2 separate regions of the Homo sapiens genome follow, and region 1 is linked to region 2. A link is a contact called in ENCODE Hi-C or POLR2A ChIA-PET data. All regions are on one chromosome and are shown on one strand. Each heading gives the region's core, a stretch centred on a gene start or an enhancer-like site at or near the end of the contact. The rest is flanking DNA. Distances are from core to core; before and after follow the strand shown.

What was found. A loop is a pair of places that touch in the nucleus more often than their neighbours do. ChIA-PET counts read pairs that join two places held with the same protein, here RNA polymerase II (POLR2A).
Region 1: a map of PC-9 shows a loop between it and region 2 (2.2-fold over the local background). The contact joins the enhancer-like site here to the promoter of LINC01994 in region 2. A Hi-C loop is called at or near these places in 1 of 168 maps with a recorded cell type or tissue (PC-9). POLR2A ChIA-PET finds 5 or more read pairs at or near these places in 3 of 52 experiments (H1, OCI-LY7 and WTC11).

What each region holds. Positions count from the first base shown.
Region 1 is chr3:182,282,470-182,287,631 of GRCh38, forward strand. No RefSeq gene overlaps it. Among named protein-coding and RNA genes, the nearest start is that of LINC01994, 200 kb to the right of the region's middle. Within about 2 kb of position 2,507, at least 3 of the 41 ENCODE cell types and tissues checked have a DNase peak (open chromatin) inside an H3K27ac peak, as active enhancers do; they include PC-9, where a contact is called at or near this core.
Region 2 is chr3:182,484,551-182,489,430 of GRCh38, forward strand. It overlaps LINC01994 (long intergenic non-protein coding RNA 1994), which reads right to left and starts at 1,812. Exons shown (of 4, transcript NR_040105.1): 1 at 1,644-1,812.

The DNA.
Region 1 (5,162 bases), core at 1,257-3,756, 200 kb before region 2:
GTATAATTGCTTCAGCAACAATCTCAATAATCACTAACACTGGCATGGTGCTTACAGTTAATGAAATAAGAGCACATTCATTATCTCACTTAAACCCCACAATAACCCAGTGAAGTGATTTATTATTATTCCCAGTTGACAAATGAAAAACTGAGCTTAAAAAGACTAAGTAACTTGTCCCAGATTTTCCCAAGTAGGAAAGAAAGCTAAGGCCCAAACCGAGGTTTTCTAAGATTAAATCCCATTATCTACCCATTGGCACATACTGCTTCCATGTTCATTCATGGACATTCACTCCACAATTTCTCATTAAGGGCCTACTTAGTGCTAGTTACTGTTCTAGACCCTTAGGGGAAGGATGTTTAAAAATGAGCACCCTCAGAAGATTGTCTTTTTAACTTAACTTTTTATTTTGAAGTGATGGCAGCTTCACAGGAAGTTGCAAATAGGAAAAAAAAAAAGAAAAAAGAAAAAACTCAGGGAACTTTTTACCCAGATGGGAAAATAATGTTTATCCATAGGTGTCTACAATGCAGCCCAGAATGCGTTCTTGTTCTATGCTAACAGAGGGACTCTAGGAAGATTTGGGCAGGAGTGATCATATTTGGGTAATTGGGTAAGGCTTGCTTAAAGAAGAGGAATTTGGATTGACCTGGAAAAGATGAGTATAATTTCTATAAACACACACAGAAGTAGACGGGAAAAGCATTCCAGGGACAGACACTAACTTGGGCAAAGATACAGAGATGGGAAAGTGCAGGGCAGGTTTAGGAAAATAGAAAATGTCCAAGGGGGAGAAAAAGTATATTTTTAATAAGCTTAAATTCCAAGCTATTCTCTATGGTGTGTTCTGTTTAAAGGTCAACATGAATGGAGAGAGATGGACTTAGCCCCTTTTCTTGAACATCCACAGGGGTGGCTCAGAACTCTCAGGGCTAAGAAAGCTACAGCTTTGTATTTCTCTGGTACAGAAATCCAAAGGACTTTTATTTGTAGAATGAAGAAGGCATTCTCAAAGTTTTTCTTAGAAAAGTGATACAGTAAGGATGAGCAGATACTTAGTAAACTAAGTAAAAATGGGTTTCCAGAATGCTGTTTCTCCTTTTCCTAATTCAGACCAGTATATTTTCTGTCTTTTCACTTACCCACCTAACCTAGCCTTGCACCAAAACAGACTTAAGGTTCTTACAATAATGCACACAATTCAGCAATATAGGTTAAATTAAAAATAAAACGAGGCAAATATATTTATCAAAGGGATGCTGTGCAGATATTGTTCATTCCATTACTCAGAACCCTTTCTAAGAACAGCTAAAGGAGATATTTCTTTCTGGTCTCTTTATCTACATTTTTGTTCTTTGTTTGAAAAATTGATTTGTTTTTATTTTTATGTATATACTGAATCTTATAACTAACAGTGTTTCCTTCCTTTTATTGGCTTCTAGAAATGGCAGAGCCGAATTTGTGCCTTACCTTTAGGAAATATAAAAAAGATTTCATGGCTTAAATTTTGTGCATCAACCTCACTTTTGGCTCTATAGCCATGAAAAATGTTTTGCCCTCTGATCAATCTAAAGTTAAGAAACATAGAAAGTATGCTAAGTTATCTGTGTAGGTTTTTTTCTTAAGAAAATTTGCAAGAGTGTTTTCAAGCAGGACAAATATAATTTCACTAGGAAAATAGAATTTGGATATCTCCACTATGAAAAGCTGTAGTTGAGTCAGAAAATAGCAAATCCATTGTGTCCCTTTTTTTAAAACAATCAATCTTTTTGAATTTTCCCCAACAATTCCCCACCCACACCTCCACCTCACCCCAAATAGTCTTCAAATAAGCATTTGGGAAAAAAGTATTAATAATAAAGCCAATCTCTTCAGGCACTTTCACACATACAGCACCACTGTCAGGTTGAGAGTCTTCAATAAAATATTTTTAGTATGTACATTATATAACACTGTCTCCATAGAGAGCCAAACCACAATACCTTGTTCAGAATAGGTGCTTAATAAATACTTGTTAATTATATTTAATGTGTGTGTGCATGCCTGTTTACATTGGACCCACCGATAAAAAGGATTTTTGTATTGCAAGCAAAATACAAAAATTTATTTACAATCACTCAATGCTATCCTCAACTCTAATACAGCTATAGCTGAACCTAGTTACACAGTAAGCAGAAGCTTTCTTTTAATCCAATGAGCCTTGTAGCTTTGATAAACTTAAGTCTGTCCTTCCTGATATTTGTTTTGCTGTAACCACTGCCTTGTCTATGGGCTCTTGATAATAAAGTATTTATGGGTCTTCCATCGGGGAAAAAGAATCACAGATGCAGCTTTTCTGGTTGCTCCCCGACTCTACCTGTTTCAGGGTGTGGAGGAGAGGGAACTAGAATCCACAAAAGGATTCAGTTCTGGCTGCCTTCCTTCACCTGTTCAGCAGGTGGGCCCCAGGTGAGCGCCAGACTCCTGGGTTCGGCAGAGTTACTCTGCTCCTTTGTTTAATCACCAGTTGCTTTCTCTGCCTGTTTGTTTTTCTGGTTTGGTTTCCTGTCCTGTTCATTACTCAGTTCGTTCTTCCTTGTTTGTTCTGTCTCCTGTGTGTTTCTGCAGGTTACCTTGCTCCTCAGCACCGGAAGGCTAATATCCTTTGTTCCTTGTAATCTGCTTTCCCATGGTGGCAGGGAGTTGGTAGACACATGCATACATGTTTGGTGTACAGGGAGAAGGCTAAAGAGTTACCTGAGCATGATGAGTTTGTAGAAATGGCCATATCTTTGGTAAAGGAGCAATTCTCACCTTCCTCCTTGACCCTTACGTACTCAAAGGATTTCTAAAGAGAAATCTTTGGAGTAGGGGGTTGACACTCTTGAGTGCTAGTTTGGTTATGTTTTGTTTTGTGTTTTAACTTCTTAACTCAGCATACTTTTTACCAAGTAAACATGAACTTGTGGTGTTTAGAAATTTGAACACAACAGCAAACTGCTGTACAAAATTGCTCTCTCTGAAAAACAATTCCTATAACCAACTGCAAAAAAAAGTGAGAGATTTCTGTGGTCTCAGCTGTCACACACAGAATCATTTGCCCCTGGTAAGGGCAATTGTTGAATATGTGATCATTTAAAGTGTTGGGACAAAAGCATAGGATGAGATGATTTTTAAGTTCCACTGCCTGTTTTTGAGCTTGTTTTAAATTTAATTTGAACAAACCCAGGCTGCTCAAATCAGAAATTTGGGCTCACAAAAGAATCTTGATTATTATGAACCCCACTAATTTGGAATTTTTTTAGCATTTGGAATCATTCTAATGGACTTAACAAGAGTGTACTTTATATAACCCGAGGGGAAAAGCAAACTCAAAATTTTGAATATAAAATGCAGCTATCAGAATGCTTAGGCAAAATTGTTTCTAAGTCCTATAAAGAGTAACCCAAACCTCTCAAGTCTTAGAAAAATCACTTAATAAAAATGGTGAAATCTTCACTCCTGGAGATTGTGATGCAGTTGGTCTGAGGTGGGAATTGGAAAGCTATATTTTAGTGAATGCTCTTCAGATGATTCTTACTATTAGACAAGTTTCAGAAACCCTTCTTTTGAAGCATCCACCAAAAATTTATACAAAAATTACAAACCAGTATTCTCCATTGAGAAACCAACTTTCCTCTGCCACAAATTTCACTACTTAGGAAATACCAAGAATCTAGTTATAATCATTGATTATACCTGAAAGTAATAATTCAATTCCCAAAGCAAGCATCTCTTCAACACCTCACTGTGCAAAAGATTGCCCTAGGTACTAAGGATTAATACAAAAGTCAGTTCTTGCCCTTGAAAAGCTAATTATCTAGTGATAAAGTTACACTTATTTATTCAGTATTTCTGAAGCATCTTGAATAAATTTTTTCTGAGTTATTTATTCTTTAAATCAATATGTACAGAATTTCTATTTTATGCCAGGCACTGGGCTGGGTAACTTGGGAACGTCTTCCCTGTCCTTAAGGAGCAAGTGTGGAGGAAAATCAAATAAGCTGACAAGTGACAGTATATAGACTTTACCTGCTATGACAGAGGCAAGCCTGGAGTGCTGCTGTGAGAACAAGGGGAAAGGGTCCCAGATCTAGCCAAAGAGGTGTGTGTGGAGTGTGTGTGTGTGTGTGTGTGTGTGTGTGTGTGTGTGTTCAGGAGTACAGGGAGGTAAATACAAGTTTACCTCAAGGCCTAGTGGGTAAATACAAGTTACTGGGGTGAGACAGGCATGAAAGAGTTTTCCTAGCAAAAAGGCATGTCATGTAGAAAGGCATGGAAGCAAGAGACCTGCGTGATGGGTGATGCCAAGTCATTGAATAGGACCAGAGCTACATTCCTCCTACTTAGGATTATTGATATACAACCTCATTCTAGTAATCAGATATCGGCCTACTAGGGAAGGGGCCAAAACAAACCAAACTTTTCTTCATCAAAAAAAGTGGTCTGTACACTTGTATACTTGTGTGCCAGGATTTAACTCCATATTGGAATTTTGTTGTAGAGCTGTTATTTTGAATAAGAAAATAAATCTAATATAATCAGATGAATTCAGGAGTGAGAAAGACAGAGGAAGAAAGAGAGAGGTAGAGAGAGAGAAGGCAAATCATATACTTTCACATCTTCAGAATTCAAATCACTTTACTACTTCTGTGATTTGAATGTTGTGTTTAGAGTCAATTTTCTTCATAAAAATCATCAATAATATAAAATTGCCGCTCTAGACCTGCCTATTAGTTGTTGCTAAACAAAGCTGTTTTCATTTCTTTACATTTAACAATTCCTATGTAAACTCATTTTACTAATAAAACCAATATTCACTTTAACTTCACCTATGTCCACCTTTTCTCAATTTTTCCCCTTTAAAGCATTCATGGTTTTAGTTAGAGCAAGAGCAAATGAATGAATGTTTGAGTTGAAAATGACCCTAATACAACCATTGTCCAAAAAATTGGACCAATTTTATTATAATTATTTTACTATTTTATAACATATTGAGATAACACAATTGTTCAATATTGGGGTGTTCATGAATCAAATCTTTTAACATATTAAGGGTTTGGAATTTTAAGTTTTCACTTATTAACCACAATTTATAGCTACAAAATATATTTAGGGATATCTGACCAGAGTTGCCCTGT
Region 2 (4,880 bases), core at 562-3,061:
AAAAAAAAGATGAAACAAAAATCAAGGAGTTAGAATGATCTCTGATGAAAACCAATTCATAGAGAAAGGTCTAGTTTCTGTTTTTGTTTTCTTTTAAGCTATTACATAACTGATTGTAGTATGTGGTACAGGAAATAATTTTGCCCATGCACCTGCACAGAAAAACCCAAATCAACGAGTTTGCTTCAGCCATCAATCTGTGGGACCAAAAGCTAAGCCTGAAAGCAAAGGTGAAATAAAATACGAAAATTGCACAGCAGCCGCAGAGGAGTCAGCTATCCAGAGGCCCTGCTGAAACCCCATCTTTAGGGTAGAGTTTCAGACACATTTTGATGTTTTGGTCACCTGACCCAAGCTCTGGAGCCCAATTGGCCTCCAAATTTACAGGCTAAGTAATGATGTAACTAGAGTGTGTGGGAACCAGGAGGATGAGACAGATACAATTTTTCCCAGTCGTTTATTAGACTTGGCTACTAATTCTGCTTGTTCTTCAGTTTGACTACTGGTTATCAGGAAATTTGAACTACTTAAAGAACATAATCAGTTTATCTATAACCAGGGCAGAATTTAGTCACATTCATGTAAAATTAAACTACAGTAACAGAAAATAGTAATTTGTGAAATTCAACTATTTATATTTGAATTTGATAGCAGATATATTTTAATGTATCTATATTTTGTTTTTCTGTACTCTTTTTTCACTAAACATTATTTACAATATCACTTATAATATCATTCTTATGTTGTCTAAGAAAGAAATCCATCAAAATAAATGTGTTGGTTTATCCACGATTTTTCTAATCCTTTTCTTAATCTTACAGCATTTTTGTCTAAACAGAATAAATGTTTATACTCAAGTAATTTGTCACTATGGTAACTTTTGGCCTTTAAAATGCTGACACTATATCAGAGACAACCAAGAGAAGAAATTATCCTTGTTCGACAAGTAAGCAGAACCAGTTTGGCAAACTTCAGGATGCCTAGGGATGAAAGGCGTTTGTTGTTCTAGAAATACTACTTCATGTCAGGAAAATGAGAGCATATCCTGGTTTCATGACAAAAACAGGAGCTGTAATGCTGATAGCAAAACTTAAAGATTGAAGACTTTTTTCATCTAAATTTCCTATAACACTTCCCTCCCCACTCCCAAGAAATCATGTAAGTAATTTCTAATACTCACACAATATTATCTTTCTAATGTGTAGGCATGAGTTTGTAATAACTTTTCTGACTTGTAATCCTAAATCCCTTGAAGATAGTCTTACAGTTGTACCTCACAAGACTTTGTCCAACAGAAAATGTAATATGTCTCCAAATGGAATGGTATGGCTATTTATAATGAACTCCCTGTATATTTTTTAAATTAAAGGATGTTATATTTTGCTGTCATTCATACGCATAGGAAGTATTTCCCATTCTCAAAATATTTAATCTAGTTAGCAAATATCTTTAGGAAAGAAATCTCTAAAAATCCTTCTTTATCACTCCCCTTGTTTAAGTGTGTATCATGCCAAACACACACACAGTAGATATGGTGTCTGATATCTTCTGAAACCTGTTGGGGACTATATGAAACATTAATGGGGATTAGTGTTAGAACTGGTGTAAACATAGCAAACAATCTGCTGAAAGTGCATACTCACATTTCCATATGTTATGCAGTAAGCGGAGTCATTTAAGAAGCGAGGTACTCAGGGAGATGGTGTTCAGGTAGTGAGTATTTGGCTGGTGAAAAGTAAACACACCCTGGATGTATTTACTCCATAGCACCAGCATATACATATCTACCCGACTCCAGTCCTTAAGCTTCTCCTCAAGAGACAAGTCAAGATTGAGATACGCAATTTCACTACACAAAGCTTCTAAAACATAGATAAAAATGATTTAGTACTTCCAGGTGCACTGTAATTCTTGGCAGAAAAAGTTAATTCCAGGTGTGTAATCTCCTAAAGAAATCTGTTGTCAAAGCTGGATAAAACCATCACATTCGAAAAATAAAAGTTCACCTATGAACAAAGTATAAGGTATGGCTAGGAAAACTCTCTGCTCTATGTAGAAATTAAAGCATAAAAGTGAAACTCCCTTTTACTTATGTAAACATTGCTGGGCTTTGGGCATCATTTCAAAAGAGGTAGAGCCGAACATGCGTGAGCATATAGAAATATGACATACTCTCGGTGGGAGGTTTGGGGTGGGGTTCTAGTGCCAAGCCAGACTCTAACACACAGACAAAGGAAGAAACAAGCTGCATTTTATAGCTTACAGATTTTTTTTTCTTTATTTTTTCAAGCCTCTGAGCCAACCAAATAACTCAATCAACAACAACAAAACCGAGATGGGCCACAAAGTGGAAAATGTTATAACAGCTTAAGTAACAAGGAGGTGGGGTGGGGGGGCCCTGGCAGGGATAGGAATGCTGGTGGAGGGTGCGGGGAGGAGAAACCCCATATTATAGAATATTTAAGCCTTGCAATTCAATGCACATTTATTAATTGGTTTCTTTTTAAGAGACACTTATTTATGACAGGTTTATGAACAATATAGCATGTGCAGCACTGACGTTCTCCCATGGCTTATTTTTATTTCCATATGTTTAGACAAAATGAACATCACATTTAATACTAGTACTAGCAGCTCTTGAAGTGTTTGCCAGTGCTACATCCCTTGGGAGTTGTTACCACTAGATTAATATCCTGTGGGTCACTTAATTTAAAAAACCACATTATAGAGGCTTTATGTGATTAGATGTACTGCTTTTACAAGCCAGTTGGGGTGTGTCCTTGGCATCTGGTTCAGAAAGGCTGGTGAGCGTAACTTATATAGACCTCCAACCTGGAGTGTCTGAGCAGCCAATGATTGTACTGACATATGGACGAGCAGAGAAAAATGTGTCCTCTGTCTACCATCAGAAACTGCCTTGAAGACAGGATCTAAAAGGAACAACTTGCTTAGTCAGAAACCGGCCTAAACAGATGGTAGAAATTGGCTGCTTCAGAGAGTGAAGGGTAGTGCTATCATACCCTGAATCAGGCCTGTTTGTCACAAAATGCTCATAGTAAATAAACAGCCATGCTATTTCCACACTATGCTATCAAAACCAAGTTCTACCAATCAGAGAGTATTTTACTTGAGAATTTAAAATATGCTCTTTATTTTCTCTGTTAAACATTCTCAGGTCTCGGTATTTGGAAGACCACCCAAAAACAACAGGAAGCATGCTTTTTGAGTGAACAAGAGGAATTTGCCACTGGCTTCAAGGACACTTGGAATAAGATGACCAGTATTTCCTGCGGGAGTTTCAAATGGCATCAGGTGCAGTGGCTCCAGGCAACCTGGAAGCATTCATCATCATTTATGGTCTACTCTTGATTCTGTGAGGAGATGATTCACTTAGGCTTCCTACAGGCCAGGCCCAAAGAGGTGGCAGGCTACCATGAGGACAACAAAGCCTAAAAGTCATCCAGGTGGGACATTGTGAACTACAGAACCTATGTATGAGGTAGATTGCAAGTATCTCCGGTCACATTCACAAGCCAATAAAAACAATGCTGTCCTCCATGAGAACAAATCTAATTAGAACAAATCCCAGTCCTTTACAAATACTGTAGACTGAAATGCTTGTTTTAAAGATAAAGACATTTGGCCAGGAGCGGTGGCTAATGCCTGTAATCCCAGCACTTTGGAAGGCTGAGGCAGGCAGATTACCTGAGGCCAGGAGTTCGAGACCAGCCTGGCCAACATGGAGGAACCCTGTCTCTACTAAAAGCACAAAAATTAGCCAGTCGTGGTGGCACGCGCCTGTAATCCCAGCTACTCAAGAGGCTGACGCAGGAGAATAGCTTGAAACCAGGAGGCAGAGGTTGCAGGGAGCTGAGATCTCGCCATTGCACTCCAGCCTGGGTGACAGAGTGAGACTCTGCCTCAAAATAAACAAATAAAAATACAAAAATTAGCCAGGCATGCTGGCATGCACCTGTAGTCCCAGCTACTCCAGAAGTTGAGGCATGAGAATCGCTTGAACCCGGGAGGCGGAGGTTGGAGTGAGCCGAGATTACGCCATTGCACTCCAGCCTGAGCTACAGAGTAAGACTCCATCTCAAAAATAAATAAATAAAAATAAAGACATTTGTTCAGCCCTTCAAACTGTCAATGAGTATGTTCTTGGAAAGGTTCCTTGTCATCAAATATAAATTGCAATGATCAAAGGCGAACTACGTATCAATATGTAATGAAAAATAATTTACTAGGAGTCTACATTGGAGGAGATGAACTCTACAGCAGAAATGGTGCACCTCTGGGTTTGCCAAAGCAGAAAAATTCTTGACAGCCTTTCCAAAAGTACAACCAAGTTCTTGTGCCCCAGAGTGGGGTGAGATCTTAGAGAAGAGAGGCATCTATAGGGATTATTTTTGAAGTCTTGTTCACAGGTTTAAGCAGTTACAATCACAAGTCTCTCTGCTCAACCACGACCATCTAGGTTTGCCCATTACTTTATTTTTTAATCTGACACAAAAGGAAAGACGCAGAGGTGAGAAAGGGAGGGGTAGAAAGGTGAATTATACTCTCTGTATCCTGTTCTACCACTTGCCACATTTCTAAATTACCAAGATTCCCAGGCACAAGAGTATGTGTGAATATTTTGTTCTGTTTTTTTACTCAGTACTAATAATACACAAGAGCTGAATAGTTACTGAAACTATTTCCAGTTTCTTGCATTTGATAATAGATGGAGACCCGATTCGAACTGACCTAGACACTTAAATACTATCCCAGACAGAGCCATCCCCAAGTAGGTCACAGAGCTTCTCTGTGTCTGTTTCTTTATTTGCAAAATCATACTGTATCACCTGTCAAATTCACAGATTGTTAAGAATTAAGTA